Linked DNA regions of Mus musculus: region 2 is linked to region 1. Evidence: chromatin loops called from intact Hi-C (ENCODE). Cell type or tissue: left cerebral cortex. All regions are shown on one strand. Links, peaks and the distances in the headings refer to the core of each region. The heading gives the core; the rest is flanking DNA.

The links. Peaks named below come from ENCODE experiments on the same cell type or tissue, not always from the same donor. Only the 100,000 strongest peaks of a DNase experiment are listed, where the experiment ranks them.
Region 2: a loop joins it to region 1, with 2.3 times the contacts of the local background. A loop is called at or near these places in 9 of 42 quality-filtered maps.

What each region holds. Positions count from the first base shown.
Region 1 is chr4:34,875,376-34,890,878 of GRCm38, reverse strand. Zfp292 (zinc finger protein 292) reads left to right here and starts at 7,931. Exons shown (of 8, transcript NM_013889.2): 1 at 7,931-8,121. The coding sequence starts at 7,960. In left cerebral cortex, for the core only: a CTCF peak has its summit at 8,436; DNase peaks (open chromatin) are centred at 4,872, 7,896, 8,389 and 8,751; H3K4me3 peaks cover 2,522 bases; H3K27ac peaks cover 2,047 bases.
Region 2 is chr4:34,816,670-34,832,172 of GRCm38, reverse strand. Zfp292 (zinc finger protein 292) reads left to right here. Exons shown (of 8, transcript NM_013889.2): 5 at 5,278-5,480; 6 at 12,573-12,709. Among named protein-coding and RNA genes, the nearest start is that of Smim8, 46 kb to the right of the region's middle. In left cerebral cortex, for the core only: no CTCF peak of the experiment used is centred there; a DNase peak (open chromatin) is centred at 8,102.

The DNA.
Region 1 (15,503 bases), core at 4,154-12,153:
TTTTGTTTTGTTTTGTTTCTTTTTGTTTTTGTTTTTTCAAGACAGGGTTTCTCTGTGTAGCCCTGGCTGTCCTGGAACTCACTCTGTAGACCAGGCTGGCCTCGAACTCAGAAATCTGCCGGCCTCTGCCTCCCAAGTGCTGGGATTAAAGGAGTGCGCAACCACGCCCGACTAGTGACCAAAGTTTTACAGGGTCTGGGGAGACAAAAATATTTTTATAAAAGTTTTACAAGGTGGAGGAGGCAGGTAAAAAGATTTGAATTCATTGCACTAAATACAAGTTTCATAGTATTTGGTAGAAAAGTCTTATGTATGATATTTCCTACACTGAATTTCCAGGCTGTGGCTAGCTCTTGCATGTGAACTAATGCTTTTCTCCGTTTTTACATAATTTACTTTGAAGGAGTATGTAATTGTTCCTTGTATAATAACTGATACTATGACAGGGAAATTATGCAAAGAGCCATAAGACAAACTAGAACATAAAAATCACTTTAGAACCGTATACAGAACACTTAAGCATGCATAGCCAAAAGGAAAATGTGAGTTCAACCATAATTCACCTTTAGGGAGGCAGGTTAGAGGACACCTTAAAAGCATGACAGCTTTGAGTTAGTCACTGGATAATGACACTGCTATCTAGCGAGTACTCAGCATTTTATATACACATTTCAATCTATCCCAACAACTTAGGTTGGGGGAAATATCACTGCATGAAATACAAATAGGGATTAGGAAATGGGACCAGAAGGTGTCATCAATCCCCTGATACTTAATTAAATTAATGACAGATCTGAAAGGTTCAAATCTCCTAGACTGCAGTGCCTTAAAAAATGAGGTCACGGGCTGGGGAGATGAATCATCACTTGAGAGTGCTTCCTGCTCTGGCAGAGGACCTGAGTTCCTAACACCTGTGTCACTTGCAGAGTCTGAAGAAGATTGCTGAAGGAAGACCCCAGACTCGGATAGTATGCAAAGACAAAGAGCTTTTATTCTGCAGAAACATCCAGCAAGCAAGGGTTATCATTGTTTCCAAATGGCAATACCCACAGAGACATTCAGGTTCTTTTTATAAAATGACTGCTTAATTGCTTCTGAGATAACAGCAGACTTCTAATACTTAGGGCGCATTCCAAGGGGTTACAGAAGCCATTAACGGAAGGTTAAAAAGAATATATACAACACAGGACGCCAGGTGCAAAAACAAGAGATAAGATATTGACTGAGTTTATCTAAACAAGACTTCACAGATGGCTTAGTTATCGTCTAAAACTTTTCATGACCCTGCAAGCTGGTAACAAACGGTGAAAGTTAAGCCAGAGAATTGCTCCTAGTGCATAGGCACGTAGGCATTCTCTGTTATAACCTCTTATTCAATTTATGACTGAATTTATGTGCAGACCTGCAGTGAGTGTCGTCCCCCCCCCCCCCCCAATGTGAACACAGTTTCTGAGAGTCACACAAGTACTAAGAACAAAGGGCCGACATAAGTCCCTCTCCACTTAGAGGAGGGCAATTTCCTGTGGCGGCTTTACCTAGCCTTCCACTGAGTCACTTTGAGATGCTAACTGGAGGCTGCAGGAGCCGACCCCCCGCAAAGCGACTTGGTCAGGCGGATCAGCTGCAAGAAGAACTGCAGAAGCAGGGTACCGTTTACCTAGGCTAGAGAGCAAATATGGTCTCTCTACAGTCTAAACTGTTTATAATGAGAACAAGGACGACAGGCTACTGTCAAATACAAACTGGATTGCATTCATTTCAATGGATACATATTGACTACTAAGTACACTGTCACTTGCCAAGTGACATTATAGAAAGTAGACTGGACATAATACAGTTTCTACTATTAAAGTGCTACCAGATTGTGAATAAGACTCAACTATATGGCACCTGACTGTATGCAACACAGTAAGTGGTTCATCAAAGCTACCCCACTTTGAAGAGTGGGGATCAGAGAAGTATAGAGAGAAAGAGAACATTTTGTAAAGGTGTGCTGTGATTGTAATTCTAGCCCTCCAGAAGCAGAGGCAGGTCGATCACTGCAATTTTGAAGCTAGCATGGTCTACATGGAAAGCTTCAAGACAACTAACACCATGTAGTAAGACTCTATTACAAGAAGCAGTGTTAAACAACAAAAAGAACTATGAGGGCTGGAGAGACAGCTCAGCAGGTAAGAGCACAGGCTACTCTTCCAGGGTTAGATTCCCAGTACCCACTTTGCGTTCACAATAACTTGTAACCCCAGATCTGATGTCCTCTTCTAGCCACTGCAGGGTCTATACATACATAGTACACAGACATACATGCAGGTAAAACATCTATAATGTAAATAATAAAATTTTAAAAGTCTGATAGAAGTTGCTTGTTGGAAATGACTCTTGTTCAATTTGTGATCAGAGCAAGAATACTCAAAATAGTACCAATTAAAATAGTACTGCTTCTATATTGAAGAAAGTGTCAAAAACAAAGGTTCCCAACCTATGGGTTGTGACCCCTTTGGCGGGGGGTGGGTGAACAGTCCTTTCACAGGGGTCATATATCAGATATTTACATTAGGATTTATAACAGGGACTGGAAAGATGGCTCAGCACTTAAGGGCACTGACTGCTCTTCCAGAGGTTCTGAGTTCAATTCCCAGCAACCACATGGTGGCTCACAAATATCTGTAATGGGATTTGATGCCCTTTCCCTGGTCTATAAGCTTCATGGAAATTTCTGGGCAGTCGTGGCGCATGCCTTTAATCCCAGCACTTGGGAGGCAGAGGCAGGCAGATTTCTGAGTTTGAGGCCAGCCTGGTATACAGAGTGAGTTCCAGGACAGCCAGGGCTACACAGAGAAATCCTGTCTTGAAAAACAACAATAACAACAACAAAAGATTCATGGAAATCAACAAAATTTCCTAAGTTGATGTCCTAGAATGAGAAGAGAGACCTGTGCATTTCTAAGTTCATTTCACCACAGCATTGCTATTTTTTAAAAACTCAAGTGTTACAACAGTGTGATATTATATAACACCCGATGAGGTAAATGATGTACAACGATTATAATTTAGAACTACAAGGCTGGGCGTATAGCTCCTAGTTGATAGAGCCTGTGCACAAGGGAAAGAGTGGGGAGAGGAGGAGGGGAGAGGGAAAACTATTTTCTGTATTTCTCTTTGCTTCTTTAGAGAAATGGTGCACGCCAATTCAACTACGCTACAGAGTTTGTTTCCAAGGTTCTGTTTTTGCTTTATTTTATGACTGCTTTCATTTGGGTGAATTAGAATAATTAGCGATGGCTTAGTTGACAGAAAGGCTGCCAAACATGCATAACGAACTCAGTACTGCACAAAACGAGTGTGACGGTGAAGGACAGTAGGAAAAGAAAATCAAGTCATTTTTCTGCCACGGAGTTCAAATCAAACATGGGCTGCAAAGTGAAACTATCTCAAAAAAACAACATAGTTTTTTCTTCTTCTTTTTTTCCTTTATATGTCATTACTCATTTTCCATTTGGTTTTTCTTCCTCATAAGGTAAAAGAAAAAAAAATCCCGCTAGATAAATCCCTCTGTTTCCCTCCATGAAAAGAATGTAAGGACTAAAACTAATCTTTTTACTCGTGCTTCGTGTTTCGGGCTCATTGGAATTGTGTACGTAAGCGGACCAGTGCCTGGCTTATGTTTTCAGCGCTTTTAATCGATCCGGTTGCTGTCTCTCAGAGGAGGAAAAAACATATCTTCTCTACAAAAAGTGCAGTGTGATTTTAGCAGATGAGGCGGCGGTCTTCACCCAGATCTCCAGTCTTCTTGGATGCACTCCAAGCAGACGCCAATCCTCGCGTCCCCAAGGCTGCGGGTTCAGGCGTCCGGGTGCAGCCCAGCTCTTTGGAGAAGGCCGGCCAAGCCCTGCAGGGCGAGTCTCCCGGCCTCCCTGCCTCCTCCGCGCGCAGCCCGAGCGGCTCCTCCCGGCGGGCTCTGGAGGCCGCGCGCCCGCGGGCTGTGTGGCCAGCTGAGGCAGCTCGGCTCGCGGGCTTCGGGGTGCAGACAGGGCTGGGGAGCAGCGTGGCGGCGGCCGGCGCTGCCAGCGTGCAGCAGGCACCGCGCATCCCCGGTTCCAGTCTTCAGGTCCCGCAGTCTAGGAATTCCTCAAGAGCCGGCTGGTGCGCCAGGCTTGCAGGAAGCCCGCAGGACCCGGGAAGCTGGCGCCACCCGGAAGCGCGGCTCCTCAGCACAAGTGCCGGAAGTGTAACTGGTGGCTGAAGGCTCGACTGCCTGAGGGCCCTTGTGATACCACGCCCACGAACTAACTGCCTTGCTTGGTCAAAACGCTGTCCCCAGAAACCTGGGGGCTTGTGGCCCAAGTGGCCTTATTGTCATTTTATGGACTGGGTCTCCAATTTTTCCTAAGAGCCTCTAGGCAGAGAAGGGTATGTGCGTGTGTGTGTGTGTGTGTGTGTGTGTGTGTGTGTGTGTGTGTAGTGGTTCCTGTGAACTGAAAGTTTGGTACTTAAGAAGCTAACGGCTACGGTTAAGTTTTGTGTGTATAAGGTCTCAAACCTGGGACATATGGCTAGCCAAGGGACCTGTTGTATAAAAACTGACCGTGACCATCAGGTTCTCAGCATTGCTAAGACCTGTTACAGAGTCCTGGCTTCTCTTAGCACGCCTCACCCCTGCCTCCCACCATAAACCTCTCCAGCCCCTGAACTTGCTTGTCTTCCCCCAGCTTGCGATTCCTAGAGAACTTAGCTATTTTGGGTGCACGCTCTTGGTCCTCGGCTCCCTTGGTCTCTTCTCTCTGCTTCCCCGCTGTCCCTCTAATCATCTGATCTATTCTGAGAGAAATGTTCACTCTGTACTCTCCCAAGTTGCCTCTGGCTGTTCTCTCCTTTGACAACCATACCAAGGGACAATCACATGCTCGTTTCCACTCAGTGTGCTTGTTGATTGTCTTCTCTGTGGGTTGGTAGGATGCCCTGCACCCACAGGCGTTGTATTAAATAGCTATGTAGATGTCTCTCTTTATTTTCAATTGTTAGTTTCTGTGCTATGACTGGATATTTGGTATGGTCGTTTCTGTGGCCCATTACTTCTTTCTATATGTAAATGTTTTGTCACTAAGTCACTTGCCCAAAAAGAGGAAAAAGCAAACAGGTCACAGAAAGTCACCTTGGTCTCAGGCTGGCCAAAAGGCACTAAGACATGGATTTTGAGGTCTGAGATACTCAAGCCATGCCTAGTGTGACTTGTTCTTCCTGCTGCCTGCAGACTGGGCTGGAGAACTGTTAGTTACAGCTCGAGCACCATGTCTTCCTGCCATGATGATAACGGACTAATCCTCTGAAAATATAAACCAGAAATATTGTCCTTTATAAGAGTTGCTGTGGTCCTGGTGTCTCTTCACAGCAATAAAACCCTAACTAAGGCCGTCTTTCTCCTCATAATTCTCAAGTTTAACAGTCACAGACACTAGATAAAAGCAAAAGGTGCAGATGAATTTATATGGCCGTACTAGAATGCAGATCCAATTTATGATTCCAGTTTCCTTTAAAATTTTATTTTCTATGTAAGAGTGTCATACCTGCATGAGGTCTGTGCACCACTTGCATGTCTGGTTCCAGAAGCAGTTGGCATCCCCTGACACTGAACTCACAGACAGCTGTGAAGCAGCCACCTGGTACAGGGACTACAACCCTGGTCTTCTGGAAAACTAGCAAATGTTCTTAACCACTGAGCCCATCTCTCCAGCTCCTAATCCAGTTTTTTTAGCCACAAGGGTATCATGGCCTGAAGGTAGGAATGACATTACTAGGTACCCCCTCCCCATCCCATTACCAGAGTCTCCGGAATGTGCTCTGCCATCGAGCTACACCCTAGCCCTATGTAATAATTTAAAAAATCATTATTCAGGCATATTTCACTTTGGATCTTTCTCTCCACACCTGCTGCTACACACTTTCCTTCCTGTAAATGAAGTGTGGTGTAACTCATTACTGTTGAATTGTAGAAAAGGTAAGCTTCCTAGCCTTTAGTTATTGTACAGTCCTTGCATTTACTGGTGCATTGGCTAATCACATATTTCTTTTGATAATTTTCATTGGAATCCTAAAATAGCATACATTGATGGAACTTTAATACCTGAACTATATATATAACCTGGGAAAATGAACTGCAAAATTTAAAATCTTAAGCAAGGAGGGTACAGGGCAGCTCATTGGTAGAGTATCTACAGGGACTAGGGCAAGACAAAACAGCTACCTTCATTTGTTTCTTCAACTCTTTTTCACTGTTCAATCCAATAGAGGAAATCCTTAGCCTTACAGTGTGCTCCCCTGGTCTCATGTACATGCAAGCATTAGAGGATTCTGTCTTGTTAATGTGCAGTATTGATGCTGTTTTCTGTAAGGTTGCCTTGTGCTTGTTCATCTTATGTAATGATTTAAAAGCATGCATTACAAAACATTCGCTGGAACAACACAGTATTCAGAGAACATTTTCCACTAAGTGTCCTCCTCCCGTCACCTGTGAGGACTAGAATCACATCTGGCTTTATTATATACATTTCCTGAAAAGGCTACTGGATACGGTAGAAATTATGTTTTTGAGACCCAGCATTACAATGTAGCCCGGGCGGACTGGACCGGGAGACCCTCAGCTCCAGCTTCCTTCGTGCTGCAGTTCTGCTAGAGCCAACCTCCAGGCTGGTTGTTCATTTTAGATAACTATCCTTAGAAAAATACAGTGCAGTCAGAACACAACAGTAAAATGACCAGGTGTGTCAACGCTGTTGTTTGTTTTAAAAGGATTCAGTTGTAAGGCAGACATCTTGCCTCTTAAATAAACAGTAGGTTGTGGGGTGTTTTGTTTTGTTTGTCTATTTGTTCTTGCTGACCTGAAACTGGCAAAATAGTGTAGTCTCTGAACTTCTGATACTCTGGCGTTCACCAGGGAAGGTTGAGATTAAACAGGCAGTTGCGTGCCTTTTGCCTGGTTTATGCAGTGAACGGAGCTAGGCAAGCACTCTGTCAACTGAGTCACACCCCTAGCCCTCAAACACTGGGTTTGTTATTAGTTTGATTATGAAATTTATGGTTAAGCACATTGATTTTCCGACTACCTCTTATTCTACCCCCTACTCCTTTAAATTTGTAAGAACTCATCTGGCATAGGCTGGAGGAGGAAATATTATGTAGCCAGGGATGAACTTTTGAACCTCTCGTCTCCGAGTGCTGAGATTACAACCGTGCACACAACACTCAGCTCTCTTCTCCAATTCTAATGCCAAATACTGTTTTCGTCTTGCAAATAAAATACGGCTTAGAAGGCCACCTGTTTTGCAGCACCAAGAGGAGGGTTGCTACTGGCATTTATTTGACATCCGTGTTCCTTTTTTTACTTTAGCATCCTTAATTGTGTTCTTTCCTTCGACCTACTTTCCCAAACTAAGATTCGGTGTGGATTCTTGTAACGCGTAACGGTAACCAGATTTTAGAAAAGCTTTTGTGCCTTAAAAACCACCGGGTTACAACATTAATCATTTCGGTCTGTTTGAATTCTCTCCACACTATTCTTTTCTTGTGTTCGCTGCTTGATTTCCCAGAATGAGAATTGAACCTCTCATTTTGTTCTGACCCAATTGTTGTGTGTGTGTGCCCTCCAACACCTAGAGCGCTTGTTTCCAGGAGGCGTTCTCGGGTTGGCCCAGAACCAGGGCAATCACCAGCTCTCCACCCTGCCCTGGCCTCCGGCTGTTCCGCAGACCTTGCCCTCGCCCTGGCCCTGGCCCTAGCCGCCGCCGCAGCAGCAGAGGCCTCAGCTTCAGCTCGCTGCAGCACTGCCCCGGCGGTCGCCAGCCCCACACCCGGCCTTTGTACGTGCGCCCAGGCGTGCCAGCGCACCGGGCACGTGACCCCGCCGAACGTGGCATTGTGTTATCACGTGACCCAGGTGCGTACGCGACGGAGCGGGCTGCGAAGATGGCGGACGATGAGGCCGAGCAGGAGCGCCTGAGCGGTGGCGGCTGCGCGGCGGAGCTGCGGCGCCTGGGCGAGCGGCTGCAAGAGCTGGAGCGGCGGCTATGCGAGAGCCGGGAGCCCGCGGTGGAGGCCGCCGCCGCCTACTGCCGCCAGCTGTGCCAGGTGAGCCCCTCCCCCTCCGCGGGCCTCGGCGGCCGGAGCGCGGGCGGTCCGCGTCTTTGTGTTCCGCGGCCAGGCTGGGCCGGACGGCCTCGGGGCTCCGTGCACGCTCCCGGGCTGCGCCGCGGGCGCCGGGCTGCCCGCCGCGCGCCAGTCCCCCTGTCGCCGCCGGCCGTCGCGCGCAGTCGCTCGGCCTTTGTTGTTGGGTTAGGCTGCGACCGGAGGGTCTTTGTTGATGTTCTCGAGCCAATCCCGCCGGACCTGCAAGCTGGGAGTGGCGGCGGCGTCTGCGCTGCGGCCGTTCCTGCTGGCTGCTCTCCGCGGTGCATAGGAGCTGTCACCGTTCCATAGTCAGTCGTCCCTTGGGGGCGGCTTTACCAGTGCCTGTTTCGCCTTTACGTTCCGGAAGAGTACGATTTCCGGCCCCCCCCCCGTGCACCCCCACCCCCACATTTCTTGGGTTCTTTCCTGTTAAGTGTCTTTGGTTGACAAGGGATTTGTGCTTGGGTCAGTTTCAGATCTTCCCATTCTTTTCTTGCCCAAGGACATTGCTTTTCAGCAACGTTTTCTAACTAGGATTTAGAATGTTAGTAACATTCTAAATGTTATCTTATGACAGATATCAGAGTTTGGATCTCCATCTGGTCTTAAGACTCCCCAGTTAACGTGTGCTGACTATGGAGGGAGGGAGAACATTGATTAAACTGCCTAGTTGAGGCCGTTTTTTACATAAAGCATGAAACCTAATGGATGTGTCATGCTTAAGATTTTGTTTTGGAAACACTGAGATTTGAACAATGGTGGAGCATTTTAGGATTTCACAGGGATACTTTCACTTGCCAGCCTCCAGGTGCTGAAATCTATCTTTCTAGGGTATCTGATCACATACAGAAGCAGCCCCATTGCCGTATGCATTTTATGCTCATGCATTGATGGTTCGTTATTTAAAAAAAAAAAATAGGACCAAGGATGACTTGTCTGCAAATATATGCAGTCAGAAAGTTCGTCAGATCTGGAGGCCACATTACAGAGTCATTGTTTTAAACCTTAGTATTAAAGAAACTTTGAAATTTGCTATTTTCTATGCCCTGAAATTGCCCACCATCGTAAGCCTGAGAAATTATTTTAGTAGAATTTACAAATAAGGCTTTCATTTGTTTGTTTGTTGGTTTTTTTTTTTTTTTCCCCTGAAACAGGGTTTCTCAGTGTAGCCTTGGCTGTCCTGGAGCTCACCTTGTAGACTAGGCTGGCCTCGAACTCAGAAATCCCCCTGCCTCTGCCTCCCGGAGTGCTGGGATTAAAGGCCTGCGCCACCACGCCCCCACCACGCCCGGCCAAGATTTCATTTGTAAATGGAGTCCACTTCTGGAGGAGGTGTTTTGAGACAGTCTTTCCATGCTCTCCTTGCTGGCATTAATTTTGGGTAGTCGTCTTACTTCACCATCCCAAATGCTAGGATTACAGATCTGTGCCACCATGAGCAGTTGGGAGCAGACTAAAGTCTACTTTAGTTCGGGATATTAATTCCTTAGTAGAATCCACTGATGATTTAAGGATTGATAATACTGTTAAAATGAAGGCTCATGCGATAAAGAGTATAAGTATAGCTTTCTCTTTCGTTTTTGAGATTGATGCACAAGTATCACTGTGTGTGTGGTTGTGGTTAAGATGGTACTAGGTACAGCATGCTAGGTACATCACCAGGTTTTAAATTCTTCTTGTTTATTGTTTTGTCTTTTTTAAGACAGGAATTGTCTGTGTGTGTGTTGGGGGGGGGGGAAGGGTGGCCCTGGCTGTTCTGTAGACCAGGCTGGACTTGAACTCAGAGATTTACCTGTTCCCCTCTCACCCTCTGCCCCACCATGTGCTGGAATTATAGTCAGGTGCCACTGCCTGGCATTTTAAAGTTACTTCTAATGAATAAAACAGTTAAAAAAAATAACTCGATATTGGTTTTATTAAGTGATAAATCTTAAGGTATATAAATCATTTTTTATTACCTTGCTGATAAAAATCAAATAGTAATGAAGTAATCATTGGTGGTTTTCAAAAATTAGAAATAGTAATTCATACTGAGGGTGTATTGGCTGAGGGGCAAACCCAGTGTCTCTTGGGTTCGAGGCTTGTTCGCTAAAGACTGATTTATGCTCCCTACCCCAATATTATAAATTATAAAAGTGATCTCCAGAGCTCTAATTCTGTATTTGAGAGGCCGAGGAAGGCAGGTCAGAGTTTAAGGCCATCCTGGGCTACATAGTGAGTTCCAGATAATAGCATAAGACAGAAGAGAGAGTGGGGGTTGGGCTCCAACTCAAATATCCTTAGAATTTTGTCTTAGTTAACATGGGATGTAATGTTAGATGTAGGGGGAGCTAGAAATTAAATCCTGTTTTCTAACCTTGGAATTACAGTTCGACCTTTTTATGTCTTTCTCCGGTAGACCTGGGCTGTCCACATGCTTCTAGAAAGCCAGGATAAATAAACGTTTGGCAGTCACTGGACTTGAGCTAATATTCTGTCAGCATTGAGGCTCAGTTTTAAAGTCCTCAATTTTGTGCTTATTTAAAGATTGCTCTGTTATATTTACACTTATTTGTGTCTGTGTGTATCTCTGTGCATGTGCCACAGCATGCAGAGGTGAGAGGGAAGCTTGCAGGAGTTAGTTCTTGTCTTAGTCAGGGTTTCTATTCCTGCACAAACATCATGACCAAGAAGCAAGTTGGGGAGGAAAGGGTTTATTCAGCTTACACTTCCACATTGCTGTTCATCACCAAGGAAGTTAGGACTGGAACTCAAGCAGGTGAGGAAGCAGAGGCCATGGAGGAATGTTACTTACTGGCTTGCTTCCCCTGTCCAGCTTAGCTTGCTTTCTTACAGAACCTAAGACTACCAGCCCAGGCTGGGCAGTGGTGGCACACACCTTTAATCCCAGCACTTGGGAGGCAGAGACAGATGGATTTCTGAGTTTGAGGCTAGCCTGGTCTACAGAGTGAGTTCCAGGACAGCCAGGGCTACACAGAGAAACCCTGTCTGGAAAAACCAAGAAAGGGGAAAAAAAAAGACTACCAGCCCAGGGATGGTACCACCCACAGTGGCCTAGGCCCTTCCTGCTTGATCACTAATTGAGAAAATGCCTTACAGCTGGATCTCATGGAGGCATTTCCTTAAGGGAGGCTCCTTTCTCTGTGATAACTCCAGCTTGTGTTGAGTTGACACACAAAACCAGCCAGTACAATTGACCTCTCGACTTGGCACAAACACATCACTATTAAGCTTCAACTCTTACTTTCTTATTCATCCCCAGATCTAAATAACTTTAAAAGTCCCACAGTCTTTACAAATCTTTACATATTAAAATTTCCATCCCTTTAAAATATCAATTCTCTTTTTAAAATCAAAGTCATTTTACAATTCAAAGTCTCTTAACTGTGGGCTCCACTAAAATACTTTCTTCCTTCAGGAGGGAAAAATATCAGGGTACAGTCACAATCAAAAGCAAAATCAAATTCTAACTCCAATGTCTGGGATCCACTCAGGATCTTCTGAGGGCTGTGGTCACTTCTCTACCTCTGCAGTCTGTAGCACTCTAAGCTAGGGTGGATCCACTCCACAGACGTTACTGTTCTTGGTGATCATCCCATGGTACTGGCATCTCCAATACATTGGGGTCTTCTGCTGCAACTAGGCCTCACTAACAGCCACTTATAGGCTCTCTTCATGGTGCCAAGCCTCAACTCTTTTTGTATGGCCTTTTCAGTCTTGGGCCATCAATTGCAACTGAGGCTGCACCTTCCCCAATGGCCTTCCATGACCTCTCACAGTGCTGAGCCTCAGCTGCTCTTCAGGACCCCTTCATGCCTTCAAAATCTGTACCACCTGGGTGACTCTTACACATTACCAAGTCCCGCTGCAGCAGGAGTACAACCTTGGCTATCTCTGGAACACAGCCTCTGTGCTTTCAGGAAACACTTGCCAGAAGATTTCATCTCAGTGATGCTGGTCTCTTCTTAATAATCACTGCTAATTTCTTAGCTCCAGCTAACCAACATCAATGAGTAACACAAAGGTTTCATTTTAGTAGTTTTGGTATTTTGTTAATCACAGCTGATTCTTCATTCTTAGCTAACCAAAACCACAGAATCTTTACAATCCAAACAGCAACAGCCCTGATAAGAGTCTGTAAGCATCACTCTGAAATTTCATAAAACAGGCCTCCACCTTCAGCACTGTTCTCAACATTATCTTCCAAGCTCCTACAGAACATCCCACAGAGCTCTTAACATCCCAATGGCTCTTCTGGCTCAAAGTTCCAAAGTCTTTCCACAGTCCCCCCCAAAACATGGTCAGGTTGTCATAGGAATACCTCATGCTGGTACTAATTTGTCCATCATGACCAAGAAGCAAATTGGGGAGGAAAGGGTTTATTCAGCTTACACTTCCACATTGCTGTTCATCACCAAAGGAAGTCAGGACTGGAACTCAAGCAGGGCAGGAAGCGGGAGCTGATGCAGAGGCCATGGAGGGATGTTACTTACTGGCTTGCTTCCCCTGCCTTGCTCAGTTTGCTTTCTTATAGAACCAAGACTACCAGCCAAGGGATGGCACCACCCATAATGGGCTAGGCCCTCCCCTCTTGATCACCAATTGAGAAAATGCCCCACAGCTGGCTCTCTTGGAGGACATTTCATTTCCTTTCTCTCTGATAACTCCAGCTGTGTCAAGTTGACACACAAAACCAGCCAGCACTGTTCTACCTTGCGGATCCCATGAATCAAACTCAGGCCTTTACTGACTGAACTATCTTCCTAGCCCGAGTTTTATTTATATATTATTTTAAAATACTTTTTTTTTTTTGGTTTGTTTTTTTCGAGACAGGGTTTCTGTGTAGCCCTGGCTCACTTTGTAGACCAGGCTGGCCTCGAACTCAGAAATCTACCTGCCTCTGCCTCCCGAGTGCTGGATTAAAGGCGTGTGCCACCACTGCCCGGCTTTAAAAATACTTTTAAAGGTTTCTTTTTATTTTATGTATGTGGTAATCTGCCTGCATTTACATCTGCATCATGTGTACAGCGTCCTCAGAAGCCTGAAAGAGTGTCAATCCTTTGAACCTCTTGGATGGCTCTTCAGCCACCATGGCCAGCAGAACAACAAGCAGAGGAAGCAAGAGGTTGTATGGTTCAGCAGTTCTAAATAGTGGGTGTTGGTTTGAACTTCAGGACTGGCCTCTAGTTGTTTATTTTAGACATACTTAAGCACAGCAAAGTTTGGCAAAAGGTTTCCTGGTGGTACTTGATTCAATCCCATGTGCACAATGAAGTTTAAGACTGCATCTAAAGCCGGGCAGTGGTGGCGCACGCCTTTAATCCCAGCACTCAGGAGGCAGAGGCAGGCGGATTTCTGAGTTCGAGGCCAGCCAGGGCTATACAGAGAAATCCTATCTCGAAAAACCAAAAAAAACAAAACAAAACAAAAAAAACAAACAACTGCATCTAAACTCTTTGTACTTAGGAAACCTTTCATAAAGATAGGTGGTATAAATTGACAGACTCTCAGTAAGAGGCGTGGTCACCAGGCTATTACCCACTTCCACTGGAAGCCTTCAGGTCAGAGAAGAGGGTTATGAATTGCTTCCTTTATGGAACAACCCTGTGGGTTTGACATTCCTGGTTCCTTAGTGCTTGTCTGTGATCATAAGGTCCTCCTTGCTTTCCATAGGACCTGGAGCTACAGGCAGCAAGGTGCTGGGAACCTACCTCAACCAACATGTGCTTATGCACTGAACCCATCTCTCCAGCCCTACCTACCTTTAGTATTATTATATGTCTCTGCGTGTGTATATAAATGCAGTGGAGGTCTGAGTATTGCTTTCCAGATTGGACTGTTCTTCCACAGTGGGGTCCAGGATCAGTTTCAGATTGTCAGGTTTGTGTGACAAGCATCTTTACTTGTAGAGCCATTCCTACAGCTCTGTGTTTGAAGGTTAAGCCAGGTGCCTACATTCTGGAATCTGAGGCAGAAAAAGATTGCTGAGTTCTAGGCCAGCCTGGGGAACCTGTCTCTGAATAACACCACCACCAAAAACCCCAGTAACACTAAACCAATTACCATTTTTCTCTTCCCTCCTCCCCTTTTTAAACAAAGCAAAGCAAAACAAAACTCAGTCTCAGAGTGACACAGGCTGCCTTGGTCTTCCTGCCTCAGCCTAAGTGCTGCAATTATAGTTAAGCATAGACCATCGTGGGTGGGCTCCATTGTTTTCCTTCCTTCCTGTCTTCTCTCAAGGTACATATCTTTTGGATACTATGTTACTGTTGTGCTTATATAATGAATCGGGGTAATTGACATCTCTATCATCTCAATACATCAATAATTTCTTTTTTTTTTTTTTTAAAGATTTATTTATTATTATATGTAAGTACACTGTAGCTGCTTCAGACACACCAGAAGAGGGAGTCAGATCTTGTTACGGATGGTTATGAGCCACCATGTGGTTGCTGGGATTTGAACTCTGGACCTTTGGAAGAGCAGTCGGGTGCTCTTACCCACTGAGCCATCTCACCAGCCCCGTCAATAATTTCTTTATAGTGAAGTCATTCTATATCCCTGATTCTAGCTAGCTATTTTGAAAAACACATTACACTATTCTTTTTTTTTTTCTTTCTTTCTTTCTTTCTTTCTTTCTTCTTTCTTCTTTCTTTTTTTTTTTTTTTTTTTGTTTTTTTCGAGACAGGGTTTCTCTGTGTAGCCCTGGCTGTCCTGGAACTCACTTTGTAGACTAGGCTGGCCTCGAACTCAGAAATCTGCCTGCCTCTGCCTCCTGAGTGCTGGATTCAAAGGTGTGCGCCACCACATTATACTATTCTTATTACTCTAGTGTGTAATAGGGCATCCTATTCTTTTTTTTTTTTTTTTTTTTTTCAAGACAGGGTTTCTCTGTGTAGCCCTGGCTGTCCTGGAACTCACTCTGTAGACCAGGCTGGCCTCGAACTCAGAAATCCTCCTGTCTCTGCCTCCTGAGTGCTGGGATCAAAGGTGTGCGCCACCACGCCCAGCGGGCATCCTATTCTTAATTGTAGCTTTGTACTATTAAGTTCTGTTTGTCTGCTCTTTCTGAAGTCTCTGGTTGCACAGTTTTGGTTCTGTTTATGGCTGAGCGTACTTGTTTTGTGTTTCTGTGTTGGGTCATTTAACTAAACTTCATGTCTTCCAGTTTAGTCCGTGTTTTTGTAGGTGACAGACAGTATTTCACTCTTTGATTGACGAACAGAATTCCATGGTGCATGGTGCTCACATTGACGAGCACTTGGTTACTTTCCTACCTTGCTTGTTTTGAAGTCTTCACTGATCCGACGTGGACGGCGTCTCTTCCACTTACTGATTTCATT
Region 2 (15,503 bases), core at 3,460-11,459, 58 kb after region 1:
TCTTCCTTGCCTGTCTCCTTGGTGTAATTGCTAAGAAATAATTTCAAAATACAATGTCATTTAGAATTTTTCCCGTGATTTAGTATAGAAGTTGTGTAGTTTTGAGTCTTATGTTCAGATGTTTAATACTTTTAAAGTTAATTTTCTTAAATGGTACAAGATTAAAGGTCTGGCATCAGTCTTTTTGTATGTTTTTCTAGCACTATTTGATGAAGAGACTCTTCTTTGTCCATCTTAAGAACACTTTTTGATGATGGTTTGATCGTAGGTGGTAAGGTTTCTCCTGAACTCTGTTCTGTTACCTGATCTGTGTGCCTGTTTCATGTCAGTATCACACTGGGCTTTGTTGGGCGTGAAGGGAGATCTACTAGTGCCCACACCATAAAAAAGGAGTTTCCTTCCTCTGCCGGAGCAGTTCACCTTCCACTAACTGCTCAGTAAAGGATGGATGCACAGGACTGCCTCCACCTGTCAGCAGAGGTTTAAAAGTGTTTCCTCTCTCTCTCTCTCTGTGTGTGTGTGTGTGTGTGTGTGGTATTTGGTAAGATTTATTTATTTGTCGTAAGTACACTATACACTGTAGCTATCTTCAGACACTCCAGAAGAGGGAGTCAGATCTCATTACGGATGGTTGTGAGTCACTGTGGTTGCTGGGATTTGAACTCAGGACCTCTGGAAGAGCAGTCAGTGCTCTTAACCACTGAGCCATCTCTCCAGCCCTTTTGGTTTTGTTTTTAAGACATGAAAATAGAAAGACTATTTGTTGGAAAAACGTTCTAGTTGGAATGGGAAAGGATATGAAGCAGAATGAATATATCCAAAATATATTATATACATGTATAAAATTACCAGAATAAATTAAAAAGCTGAAATAAACAACAGCAGCTAAAGACTTTATTGTCCTAGATTCCTCTGAGAATTAGGAGGCCCCTTACAATGGCCTAGTGATTGGGATGGGGTTAGTCAGTGATCGATGGTAGAGTAGAAGGAAATGAATAGGCGAAGGACTAAATGAATTGGACATATTAGTAATTTATCCATAGAGGTTTTTTGTTTGTTTGTTTGTTTGTTTTGTTTTTGTTTTTGTTTTTTTTTGCGGCTGACTCTTTAGTTTCTGAGTTGAAGATAGCTAAGTAGATGTAGTGTGGATATGTTACATATTGTGTGATATAGGACCCCCTGACCCCCGTGGGAATTTTCTCATTTGCTTTTTTGAGCTGGTCTTTCTGTATACCCCAGATGGGTCTAGAACTTACTGTGTAGCCCAGGACGACCTCCAACACAAGCCAGCCTTCCTGTCAGCCTTTCAAGTGTTAGTCTTACACATTATTACTGTCTTGTCCAGCAGGAACGTTCTTTGTCTGCGACTGACTAATCATCCTTCAGGAGCGTTGCATCAAAGATGTCACAGAACCATCTGTTAAGCCTGGCCTGAGAGTGTGCACTTAGTAATAAATATGGTGGCCTCATTTTGTGTGTGTGTGTGGGGGGAATCAAGAGGAGTGGGACAAACTGTTTTACATACAGCAGTATTTGTGCTGTAGTTTATTTAATCTCTTAAAAATATCTTTATTTCTTTCTCCTTTTCTTCTCCTCCTCCTCACTCCCCTTCTCCTTCTTTTTCCTTTTGAGACAAAGTCATACTTTGTAATCCTGCCTGGACTTTAACTCAGATACTCGCTTTCCTGAGTATCTGACTGATACTCAGCTGTGTGAGTTACGCATGTGTGCCAACACACCTGGATCATTTATTATTGATAAAAGTGTCACTAATGGAAAGAATATTTTTTAAACTGGTTGAACATCATACACCTAGATTGCAGTTTTGTTACTTAGCTATATTGATAGGCTTAAAACCAGTTTAGACCCTTTTCTTCTTGAAGTATAGATGCAAAGAAAGTAGACAGATTAAACATGACTACAACTTAACTTTATTTTTTATGGTATGTATATATGAAAAGCATAGAAGAAGACTATGCCGGGGCCTAGCAAACACAGAAGTGGATGCTCACAGTCAGCTAATGGATGGATCATAGGGCTCCCAATGGAGGAGCTAGAGAAAGTAGCCAAGGAGCTAAAGGGATCTGCAACCCTATAGGTGGAACAACATTATGAACTAACCAGTACCCCGGAGCTCTTGACTCTAGCTGCATATATATCAAAAGATGGCCTAGTCGGCCATCACTGGAAAGAGAGGCCCATTGGACTTGCAAACTTTATATGCCCCAGTACAGGGGAACACCAGGGCCAAAAAGGGGGAGTGGGTGGGCAGGGGAGTGGGGGTGGGTGGATATGGGGGACTTTTGGTATAGCATTGGAAATGTAAATGAGCTAAATACCTAATAAAAATGGAAAAAAAAAAAAAGAAAAGCATAGAAGAAAGTGAAATGTGGTGCTTTATTTAGGTACTCAGAGATAAAGAGCATAAAACAAGTCTGTGAGCGCTAAACACATTGCTCTAACATCACAGTCTTGTAGGGCAGCCGTGGAGACTGTGAGTGATGCCAAGTACTGAGAAGGATTGGAAGGAGGAGGAAGGGTGTAGGAGCTGGGAGAAGGGACTTTAGCAGAGCAGTCTAGTGCTAGTGGAGCCTTCCATCTGAAGCGGTACCTGTGGGATGTGCAGTCTTTCTTCCCAACTGTTCACTGATGGTAACATATATTTTTAAGTTAGAAGCAGGCACAGTAGTCAGACAGGTCTTTACCTCTCTGGACCTACAGAGATTGATAAATTTAGATGTCAGAAAACACTTTCTAGTCTTGTTTCTGCCATGAGATGATTTTGTGGCTTAGGGAAATCATTCTGTTGGTGAGTGCCTCAGTTTACTTGTTCTGCTGAGTGACGGGGCTACAGACACTAACCACACAAAGTCCGTTCTGCCCCTGTGCTCTGTGTTCCCTAGAGATATGTCTCTTAAGCGGGCTATTGGTTTCCATCATTAAAACATAAGTGCCTAGCATTTTGAATTTTTAAGACTAACATTTCTGTAAAAATTGTTTTAGATTTATTGTATTGTTTTATGCTTGTGTTTTCCGTGCATGTATGCATGTGCTCCACATGTGTATCTATCGCCTGGGAGGGTCAGCAGAGGGCATCAGATTCCCTGGGACTGCAGTTACAAAGATGGCTGTGAGCGACTGTGTTGGGGATACAATACAGATGTTCCCAAAGAACAGCAAGTGCTCCTACCTCCTCAGCCAAATCTCTTGTCCTGATATTTATTTTTTTAGTGCATTGATCTAAAAATTATTCTGCACAGGTTGTAATTTTGATTTGTATACTCTGTTCCAAAAAAAAAAATTAGGGATTATTTGAAATTGACCTTTTAGGAAATGCCATCAGTTTTGATAGATACTTGCCACTTTGAAATTCATTCTTTACTGCGATCTTTCAGATCCTATTGGTTATGAGTTTCCATGATAGTTTGCAATAATTCCCAGACTTTGTATCTCTAGAATTTCCTTTTTAAAAAGAAAGAACCTATAACTGTTTTCTTAATGTCTGTTACTCATAAATAGTCAGAATAGCCTGCTTTTAACTTTATGTAAATTGTTATTTAAAACTTTTATTAGAATTTGTTTTGATAATGAACTCAATGGAAAATATATTGAAATATCAATGTCCTAATAAGATTATTTTGTACTAAAAATTGTCATTAATGTATTACATTGTGTCAGATAAAGACACTAGATACTTGTACATTTGATTCATCTGTGTTTAGTCTTTATCATGTCCTCTTTTTAGTTCAGTGTAAAGATTAAGTGACTGTAGGTACAAATGCTAGACTGAAGAAATGGTTTCAATGTGTAACTCTGTGCTATTGTTTAAGTATTTGTGACTTTAGTACTCGAGTCACAGTCACAGTGCTTTTTGGATGTGACTTTCTAGGAGAGCAGAGAAGGTAGACTGAATGAAGGGTCCAGGCAGGGCCTGAACGGGAAAGGAAAGACCATCCCTCAGCTACTCGCCGGACGCTTCTTCCACGAGCTCACAGTTAGAGAGGATACAGTGTTCAGCTACAGAGCATTTCAGTTACTGCTTACTAGGGATCTTCTAAAGGCAAGAACGAAATGTTTAAACATGATTTTTATCCAGGTACAGAAAGCTAAGGGAAGTATTTGAATTCATACTTGCTAAAACATTAATTCTTGTTCACAGGTGTTAGAGAACCAAAAGAGCACAGGCTCGAGAAGAATAGAAGCTTATTAACTTAACTGTCTTAGCCGTAATAGATTGGAATAAGTAAAATCCCAAGGGCATTTAATGCATGTTTCCTTTGGCGGACTTTTCCCCCTTCTTAACTATTTTTTGTGCAGATTTTTATTTTAAAACATCAATTAAAAAGATAGTCTTCCCCTTTGTAAAAGAATAAGTGTATTGTCAACGTTAAACCAAGTATTTGTTGAATTTCTTATTCTAGACTGCCCCAATACCCTTATTACCCTTATTACATGGGTAATTATTGATGGGTAACTGGATGGTGCTTTGGGTTGGTTAAGAACTGCGTCGGGCCCAGCAGTGGTTGCACAGGCCTTTAATCCCAGCACCGAGGAGGCAGAGGCCAGCCTGGTCTGTAGAGTGAGTTCTAGGACAGTCAGAGCTACACGGAGAAACCAAAAACAAAACAAACAAGAAGAATAACTGCATTGGGAGATTTACTATGATTTTAAAAGAATTTGATGCAGAAATATTTGTATAAGCAAGAAGTTTATTCAAGCCAGGTGTGGTATACACCTTTACTCTGACGGCAGAGGCTGGAGGATCTCCATGAGTTCAAGGTTAACCTGGTCTAATTGTTCCAAACCTTCCAGGGCTACACTGCTGAGACCCTGTCTCCAAAAAAAGAAAAAAAAAAAAAAAGAAGAAGAAAAGCGGGGAGCGGGGAACCTTTTAGTCCATTCTAAATGTGGCCTTAAGTATAAAAACATTTTCTAAGACTTTAAAAGTTGTCAAGCTTGGTATAGTATCACATTCCTGTAACCCTAACAACTGGGCAACTGAAACAGGCAGGTCACAAGTTGTAAGCCAGCCTGGGCTACATAGAGAGTTCAGGACATCATAAGCAATATAGTAAGACTCTGCTACAAGGTGGGCCGTATGATTTCCCTTTACTTATAAAGTTGAATATTGTGTGATATCCTTACTGACATTAGTAGAAACTTGCTAAAAAGGAATAGTTTGAGTTTCTGTGTCTTAAAAAAAATTTTTAAAGTATTTATTTGTGTTGCAAATGATTTACGAAATGTTAATAATATATTATGTCTTGTTTTTTTAAGTGAATGAATTTTTAGCTTTTGAGGGTCCCATCTTGTTGGATATGAGAATTAAACATCTAATCAAAACCAATCAGTTAAGTCAAGCAACCGCTCTAGCAAAGCTGTGTTCTGATCATCCTGAGATTGGTACAAAAGGTAGTTTTAAACAAACTTACCTTGTCTGTCTTTGCACATCATCTCCAAGTGAAAAGCTAATTGAAGAGGTGAGTATATTTTTTGTTAGTAATTATTTTTTAAAGTGGATAAATTAAGTTTAGATTAGAATGTTTTGGACTTTCTTGTTTGTAAATAATGGAGCACATTTGTCTATACTGTGGTATGTTTGTGGGTAAGGGCAACTTGAATCATATGGGACAGACAGTGCCCTCAACAGTGCCATGGCAGTGGTGGTTATGGCAGTATTTACGTCGTAACTTCATTTTTATTTGACATCAGGATACCTAAGAGTATTTTTACCTGACTAATTTAACAAGAAGAATAAGACTAGATAGAAGTCATATAAATTATCTTTGTATATGTAGACTGTATTTAAATAGATACATGCTATATAACAAAATATACCATTCAAAAATTAAATGTTACTTGCCTATTTTATGTAAATAACATTTGAGTTTCTTTTTAAGACTATTTATACTTCATTGTATTCAAGTGTAGAATTTGCAAAGTTCTAGAAGTATAATCATTACCCAAAGGAAACTATATTTTTGTACATTCAATTTTACAATTAAAAGTTGATATAGTAGTTTGTGTTTAAATAATTTAGATAAAAATTAATAATGTATTGAACTGTAAGAGTTTATTAGTATAGTACTCTATGAACACTGTTTTCAAATGTCTTATATTTCTGCTTGACTCCAGAGCAGTAACAAGAAGTAAAGGATATACGGAGATTAAGGCAGGCAAAATTCTGATATAGACTGGACAGATTATCACCAGGTTCCATCTCTTACTAAGGAGCTATTAGCAGTGTGTAGTTGCTGAGAGGGAGACTGTGGAGGAGGTGGGGCAAGGGGCTGGCCACTGATGGAATTCCAGTGAAGAGCCTCACACATACATATGGGCAGCGCTCAGTGGACTCTGGACTGGTTGGTTAGTTTGTCTTTTAAGACATGAAGAAATTAGAGAAGGTTGATGAAGGTAGTCATGCTTATATTTCATTGTATACCAGTCTGAATTGCCAAGAGTAGAGTACCTTTCTGTTTGGTGGACTTGGTACTTTAAAGGGAATGCTGAAACCTAAGATGGAGTGCACAGTCATCAGTAGACTGAGAAGCCTGTAATTAGAGTTCAGAAGCATGGTTGCCTCGGGTGATTGTCACATGAGGGTAAGGATTGTGTGTAATAGCTGTGTGCTTTTTCCTGTGATTGCAAAATGAAGAAGCTAGATGGTACAGATTTGGACTAAGATGATAAATAAGCCTCTTGGATATGGTGAGAATATTAGAAAACCAGAATGGTTTCTTCAGTCTGTAAGCTGGAGGGAGTAAAACATAGGCTTCAGTCTTGGACCTTATTCTATTAGTTTACACGTTGACTAGTCTGTAACTATTTCTCTTTACCGATTCTTTTATTTTCACAGACAATTTGCATTTTTCAATCACCATATATGAGAGCAAATCTAATCCCAAAACTTTCCTATTAGTTGAAAATGAGAATTTAATTAAGAAATAAAATTTCTTAAGATATCTTCTGAAGTGTGTTTGGCAACAAATGCAGAATGAGTTTTGTAGACAGTAGGAGGCAGTAATCAGTAAATGCCGTGTAGTCTCTGCACAAATCAAGTTTGCCTAGGAGAACCGTCTAAGATTACGGTTGTTAGATTACCTTTGAACTTAGTTTTTAGTCTCAAAACTGTTCCTAGATGTCTAAATGACCAGGCCTTGAAATATGCAATTCATATTCCTTCTTGCTATAATTATCTAGAGTTAAGTAGCAGTAGCCTGGCCTACTCTGAGATATATACCAGAAATATTCTCTCTGGGGATTCTAGGCGTTTCTTTTATTAAACATATAAAATTAACTGTTTTATTTTGTTTTTATCTTCTTGTTAATAAATATGGTTCACTAAGTTCTCTGTGTCCTCCAACCAAGGAAAACTATCAGTCATAGTGACCAAATTTTAGGTTTGTGTATATGGATAAATCCTGTGGAAAGTCCATTTTTTTAGAAATATATTACTTTTGTAATATTGTTTTAAGAAGTGTATTTGAAACTGTTTCTTGTCCCATATGAGGAAAATGTTTTAAAGTTGATTTGTCAACCAGTCTTATTATTTCTGCCCCAAGGGAAAGTAGTCATGTCACTTGCACCTTGAAACTTTCCCAAAGGCATTGCCTCCTTTAGGGATTGTGTTTACAAGTATGTATGTATGTATGTATGTATGTATGTATGTATGTATGTATGTATATCCTTCCTCTTCTCACAGTTTTTGTTCCTTTTTCTCCTCCTCTTCCTCTTTTTTTGGTGTGTGTGTGTGTGTGTGTGTGTGTGTGTGTGTGTGTGTGTGTGTGTGTGTGTGTAAGATTTGAGTTTTAAAAGCATGTTCCTTAGAGAATATGGGGATAGATTTAATTAAAAGTCAGGTGTGGTCTAAATTGATAATCCTGAGGAAATTCTTGTCCACATGATTGAGTGGGCAAGAAATGAACTATTTTCCAGCAGTAATAGCTGCTGTCCCTGTAGGATGTCAGACTTAGGGGCTGTAAGAAAGGATGCACATTTCATTGTTTGCTATAATAAGCTTTTCTTAGATTCTTGGCAGAGCTAGTAGAACAGTTGGCAGCTTTAGCTTACCTCCAGTTTTTCAGTTGATTCTATCTTTAGAATAAACATGGAAGAGTTTTTTGAATGCCCTTTTGTTTTCTCTCTAGTCATCATTTTCTCTCTCCTCTTTCTCTGGGATGGAGAGTGTGGGTGAAGTGTTTGCCACACAAGTGTGAGAACCTGATTTCAGACCCCGTAAACCCAAACAAAACATGGAAGCCTTTATATGTCTATAATCCCAGTGCTCCTGTGATGAGATGGGAACAGCAGTGAGCAAGAGGCCCAGGTGAAGGCAGACAGACAGTCAGGGACGACAGACACCACTTCCAGCTGACTCCATGTCATTCACTTGCCCACCACCACCACACCCCCAGCACAAAGAGTTTTTTCAGAGTTCCCTTAAATCAACTTAGAAATATAACTTATATACTTTTCTTACATTTCCTACACACATATATTTTATATATTTAAAACATACAGTCATTAACTGACAACACTTTGTTTTAGTGACCTCATTTCAATTTGTTCTGTTTACATGTAATAACTGCAGTTCATTAATATAAATTTGTGATATATTTAACCAGACAGGTGGATATTTAGATTGGTGTCTTGTAAGTGAACCTCCTTGCATCCTTGAAAATATACTGATACATTTCATTCACTGATGTGGAATTGATTCTAAGAATCTACATCTTTTAGACATGTGAATGGTAGCACAGACCTATAATCCCAACACTGGGGGGTGGGGTTGAAGCAGGAAGAAGCAAGGTCAAGGCCAGCTCAAGGTGTGCCTGGTCTTTAAAAAAAAAAAATCAAGAATTAAAACAAAGAATCTACATATTGTAAATAGGGTAGAGACAAATTATTCAGAAAAGCAACAACAACAACAAAACCATGACAATGAACGTGTCCTGAAATTCCTTCTTTTCTGACACTGGAGAGTCTTGATGTAGAAATATTTGCTAGTTGTATGATGTTTTTACTTTTTTTTTTTTTAGGTGTGATGATGTTTGCCTTTAAAATTCTTTCTCTATGACACAAAAACATATTTTGCTGAGCAAACTGTAATCTTGAGACTATTAATGGAAAATTGAACTAATACATTTTAAAATATAGTTGGTAAACATGAAGTACTACTTAAATGTTCTATTCTTTTACTAAGTAGCACAGAGAACCATATGAAAATAAAGGCATTATTTACATTCTAAAATTATATTTCTGCTTTATAAGAGGATTTAGCAGGGTATATCTTTAACAAATAGATCGTTCTATACGGTCTTACATTTGAAATTTGGCCTATTTTATAAAAATAGGACATAGTCCCTAAATTGGTGATATATTGGTAATTCCTGAATTATGCTGCTTTGTAATTTTAAAACAATTAATTGTTTTCAAATGGTTATATTTTACTTCCACAAATTGTCTATTCAGTCATTAATTTAACTTTAGTTCTCTTATCTGTGCTATTGGCTTTTTTTTTTTTTTTTTTAAGAGAACTTCTCACAAATCAGGAAAAAATTAAGTTTGAGGTAAGGGGCCATGTTCCTGGAACCTGTGTAGGAGTGAGAGGAGAGGAGCAGGCCCACAGAACTGTTTTCTCTGAATGCTAGTGCACAGCACGTTCAACATACACTGGATAACAGTACAGCAACACAATCTTTTAGTTAAGTTTTTGTGTATTTTGAGGATATGAACTTTTTCACTTGGCATATTGTGTACATTTACATATGCATATACATAGATGTGTTATATATATATGTGTGTGTATATATATACACACACACAAACACACACACACACACATATAAATAGAGGGAGAGGAATTAGCACACACACTTCAAATATTAAGAGTTAGTTTAATGGAGGTAACTGTGGGAAATAATTATACAATTGGTGCCATATGAGCTTTCAACAGGAATTCAGGTTTTAGAAGGAACTGATGAGATTCAAAGATATCATATTTTCAAGAGATAATGAATTTTTTAAAACTTGAACAAGTAAAAAACAATGTTTAACACTCTAGGACCTCAATATACTTAGATATGTGGAATTCTGAGATGAGACTGAATCTAAGCTTGTATTAAAATCTTGACTGTCAGTAAATTAATAATTTTGAGTAGCTTAAATCTCTGAGCATCCCGAGTTAGCAAATCTGAGGTCTGAATTTTCCTCAAATCTCTTAACTTTTTGAACACAGACATACCACCAATGAAAAACCCCACCTCTGCCATCATGTTATGGTCACAGCGAGACACAGGTACACTAAAGACACTGCATGGGCTACTGACCTTCGGGCATGTGTATAAGATGGGAAAGGACATTTTATGTGCAGATTTGGACCCCAAACCCAGTATCTCATTGTATATATGCAAATAATTTTAAAAATCTGAAAGGTACAGCATATCTGGTTCCAAGCAATCTAGGTAAGTGACCCTCAGCTTTGGTAGTGTCTTCCTGCAGCCTCTCATGTCGATTATCCATGCTAATTCTGAAGAAGCTGGCCCTAATAAGTAGTTTGCTCCCATTACTGTTATTAACATGTTATAAAAATGGTTTTAAAAAGAACTTGCAGCTCATCTGACTGACATTTGTCATGATGAATGTATTAGAGTAATTAAAATTAACAAAAGCCTTGTAAAAGGTAATATAATAAAATGATAAGGGTTTAGATCTTTGTCAGTCAGATATGGTTTGATTTGTGGGTCTAGTTCTTAATTGTTGTAAGCAAATTAATTTCTTATCTATAAAATATTATACTCTCTGCCTAGTGAGAAAATTATAATTGCAGTGTACATGAAATGTCTGACGCTGTGTTTAACATATTGTAGCTATTTTAGAATACTGATTGTATAAACATACATCTTTTGGACCCTTGTTTGTTGGGTTGTGTAAATGGCGTAGCTTACAGATAAAGCTTTGCTACAGCCTGTCTGACAGGAGTAGTGCACTGCTCTTACTGTACTGAAGTTACCACAGGTGGTCCAGACACACACACTCTTTAGTCAGCCTTTTCCCTGGGTGGCTACATGTGTCTGATCACAAACAGTTTAGGATTCAGTCAGAGCAAGCTACCGATTGCACCCTCATTTTAAAATGGTTGTTGGTAAGCTAAAGAGTTGAGGGAGGGACTGAGTGCAAAGGCCTTGACTTGGCTCCCACACCTTCATGATGGTTTCCAACCACTCCTGACTCCATCTTCAGAACTCCATCAGTCAGATTCCATCTTCGGGTTTCTGGCACTAGGCACACGTATGGTACATATATGTACATGTAGACACTAGTACATACACATAAACAAAACCAAAATCTTTCTTAACATCTTTAAGAACAAGTCATTGTTAGATCACAAAAAGGGAAATCAATGATTTTCTTAGTGTTTTCCTGTTTTTGTTTTGTAATTCACCCTAGCCTAGAAATTACAATCTCTTGCCCCTCTGCTCCTGAGTGCTCAGATGTGTCTGCAAGCACCACCATGCCTTAAAATCACATATCAGTCTTACATACATAACACCTATCCTTTTGCTTACCTTGCATCTGATGGGTTGTGAGAGAGATTATTATGAGCCAGGAGAGACAACTACAGTCCTGTGATACATGGTTGCTGATGGTCTTCATTCTTCAGTTCCATCTCATGTATACCGTTAGGAATTCAATCTTTCTATTTCCCGAAGAAAAGATAATCTTTCCTTGTTTATTGTTACAGCAAATTGTAGACGTCATTGTCTAATTCTGTTTTATATGTATAAGTAATTAAGTGATACATCTTAAATTTGTTTTAAATACTAGGTTAAATGATTCAGGTTGCCTTTAGAGTATATGAACCTCCAGCAACGCTTTGAGTTGGAGTAAGTTTATATGAAAAGCAAAATAGTAGAGATGAGTGAGCCTGTTTTTAAAGTGATACAGCTGTATTCAATACTCTGGGTTTTTTCTTCCCTTAAGATTAGTAGACAGTTTATTAGTCTGTATCCACTACATTCTCTGTGTTTTCGGGTTTTAGTAATGGTTTGAATCAGTGAGTCAAAGAGTAACAGTGAAAGTGCTGTGGTTTTCTTTTTTGGTAATGGATCCAATTTAATGGGTAAAAGATGCTTATGACTAATTAACACCTGGTAGTTACTGAACATTCATGCATTTCTGAAGGTAGTTGGTATCCTGCGGTTTTAGTACTCTCTCAGAATACTGTATTAATATTTATTAGTTATAAAGAGTGGTTATAGCCGGGTGTGGTGGCACACACCTTTAATCCCAGCACTGGGGAGGCAGAGGCAGGTGGATTTCTGAGTTCAAGACCACCCTGGTCTACAAAGTGAGTTCAGAAACCCTGTCTCGAAAACAAAACAAAACAAAAAAGAGTGGTTATTTTAAAAAATAACTTGCCAAGTCTTTATCTCAGTTATCATTTGATAGTATATAACTTTGATATGTTTTACTGATAAGAATTTGTGTGTATCAAAAGGAAAATTAAATTTATTGTTGTGTGTGTGTCCTAAAGCCACTTCATGACCTGTTTTTGTTTCCTTTTTCTATAGATTTCAGAAGTGGATTGCAAAGATGCGTTAGAAATGATCTGTAACTTAGAGTCAGAGGGTGATGAGAAAAGCGCCCTGGTTTTGTGTACTGCCTTTCTGTCACGGCAGCTCCAGCAAGGAGATATGTACTGTGCTTGGTGAGTTGCTATTCTTTTCTAAGGATTTTGTTAAATTAGTAAACAAAGGTCAGGTGGGGTGACACAAGCCTTTAATCCCATTACTCTGGTGGCTTTGTAAACTCATTTTTACGATTTCCAGTCTTGCCTGGCCTACGCAGTAAGTTGCAGGTCAGCCAGCACCACATAGTGAGACCCTGTCTAAAAAAGAAATAAAAACAATGATAAGAATTCATGTAATCAAGATGGCCTCCTGCAGTAGTAGGGAGCACAGCTATCTCCATGGCCTCTGGTCATAACACTGACCGTGATTACCTCTGCCTCTGGTGGCAGGACAGATGACAGATGCACCTGGCCCCTCCAAGCAGCAAGGAGACCAACTGTGTTGGTGTTATACTGTGTGCTGCTGCTGTGTGCTGATGGCTGTAGTCTGTGCTTCCTCTGGAGATATGTGCACGCTAGTCCATGCTACCTGCTGCTTTGGGCAAGTGGCCTTAGTAACTACAATGACATTGAAGGCTGTTGTGACAACCCCTGCCCCCCGCCTGAGAGAGAGAGAGAGAGAGAGAGAGAGAGAGAATATATGAATGAGAGAATAAAAGAAACAGTATACACACAGAGAAGGTGTGGGCTCAGTTTTCTTTAAGGGCCTGGCTACTGTGAAGTGGGATGTTATGGAGGCAGAAAAGAATTCATATAATTTAGAGATTTTAAAAAATCTTTTTTCTTACCAAGACAAAAGGTGTATTTTCAGGTATTCTGTTCTATGAAATCTGATTATCAAATATTTCATATTTTAGTTTTAGGAATTCTTTGTGTTATCAGGCAGTATTAAATTTGTTTTCAGTTCTTTCTACCTATCTGTGATTAGAGTATATTTTTTCTTTTTTTAATATTTATTTATTATTATATGTAAGTACACTGTAGCTATCCTCAGACACACCAGAAGAGGGCATCAGATCTCATTACAGGTGGTTGTGAGCCACCCTGTGGTTGCTGGGATTTGAACTCAGGACCTTCAGAAGAGCAGTCATGCTTTCAACTGCTGAGCCATCTCTCCAGCCCAGTATATATATATATTTTTAACCTACATATTATATATTTTGAGCTACTTGGCACTTACTGGTAGAAATATAGCGTATTTAATATCTGTATTGAGCATCCTCCTGGCTGGCTTCTTGGGTCCTTTAGATGCTTCCTGACCCAGCACATTCCCAAACTTCTGTAGCACCCTTGGAGGGGGGGGGGGGCTGCAGCTTATTCTGACTTCCATTAAGATAAAAAACTTGATAACAGCCCTAGGTTATTGTTACCCAAGATGAGCAGTTGTCACTCAGTGGTAAGGTAGTCTTTAAAGTAACTGGATTATAGCATATTAAGAATATTTGCATTCACACAGCATGTGAATGAATCTAGAACAGGCAAGGTAAATAAATGGCTGTGCAATCAGTTCAGAGTTACCAAGCTTTTCTGAGTAGTTGCCTCTTGTGAATAAGTTAAATCTTAAATACAGAGGTGATTGCTCTTAAAGTCATGGATAACTACAGTGTGTTTTTCATGGACAAGTAGATTTTCTGAGCATAAGATAATGTGAGAGTCAGTAATATCTAGGGAATCATTGCTACATTGGTTTAAAACGACATCAAAGTGAATTTTATGTGACACACAGAAGCTGCCTCTTACCAACTCTGAAGGCAACACTAGAAACTTTATGTAGAAAACATAGTTAAAGCACAGTTGAGAGTTTGGAGAATGGCTAGAGGACACATGGGAGGAAGAAAGTGGAGCTGCAGAGCTTAGGGGAGTGAGTAATCCAACCTTCTAGCGTGTAGAAGGCCTGCCCTTTGGGTATGGCTGGAGGCATAATGGAAATGGAAAATAAACTTCCTGCATCTGTTTTGACTACAGTAAAAAGTTTAGGCTATTTGGAGATAACGATGAATTCAATAGAAAGAGCTGAAGGAGGAAGAATGGCAGCCCCCCTGTTCATGCACAGTACACACTGCTTAGAGATAGGAACATTCTTAGAAATGTGTGCTTTAAAGAATTGGTCATTGAAATGGCTGCAGTGGTATACCTCACTAACGGGGTATTGTTATGGAACCGATCAAACAATACGTGGCCTGCTGTTGACTACAAGCTGTTAAAGGAATCATGGCTTAAGTCAGATTTGGGTTTTAGAAAAATCAAAGTAGACGAGACTTCTAAAGAACTAGAAAGGTGAATGTTGCCAAAAGTTTCTCACTAGGTCCTCCAGAGATGTTCCAGTCCAGTGAGTGAGCAGCAAAGAAGATAGTAACTAAAGAGCTGGAGTCTGAAGAAAACATTAGCAAAAGCTGCTCTTGAGAACAATTGTTGAAAATGCTCAAGCAGGGAATTTAATGAGTGATGGAAGAGAAATTGGGCACAACTGGCACATTTATCATTTTAGTTATTTTCTGTGAAAACTGTTATTAACATCAAATAAGCTTAGGATTTAGTTTTCTTTTTGTTTAACCTTTGTGTCACATGCGTGCTTTCCTTTGGGGGTCTGTAACATCATTGGTAGTTCTGTTCATCTAATAATAACAGCCTTCTGGATAGGCTTTAATGCAGACAATACTTTCTTTATGGAGCTGTTATTTGGGGAGATGCTGTAATTGAAGGCCTGCTAGGGGAAGGGTCTATCCCTGAGGTACACCCTAATCCTAGATAGGTAGGGTTTTCATTCTTGTGCCTTGTTAGATGTTATGCACACAGACTTTGTATTTTTATATTACATAGTCTAAAGTCCAAATGTGACTCAAAGATTTTCTTTATATCACTTGTTTAAGTA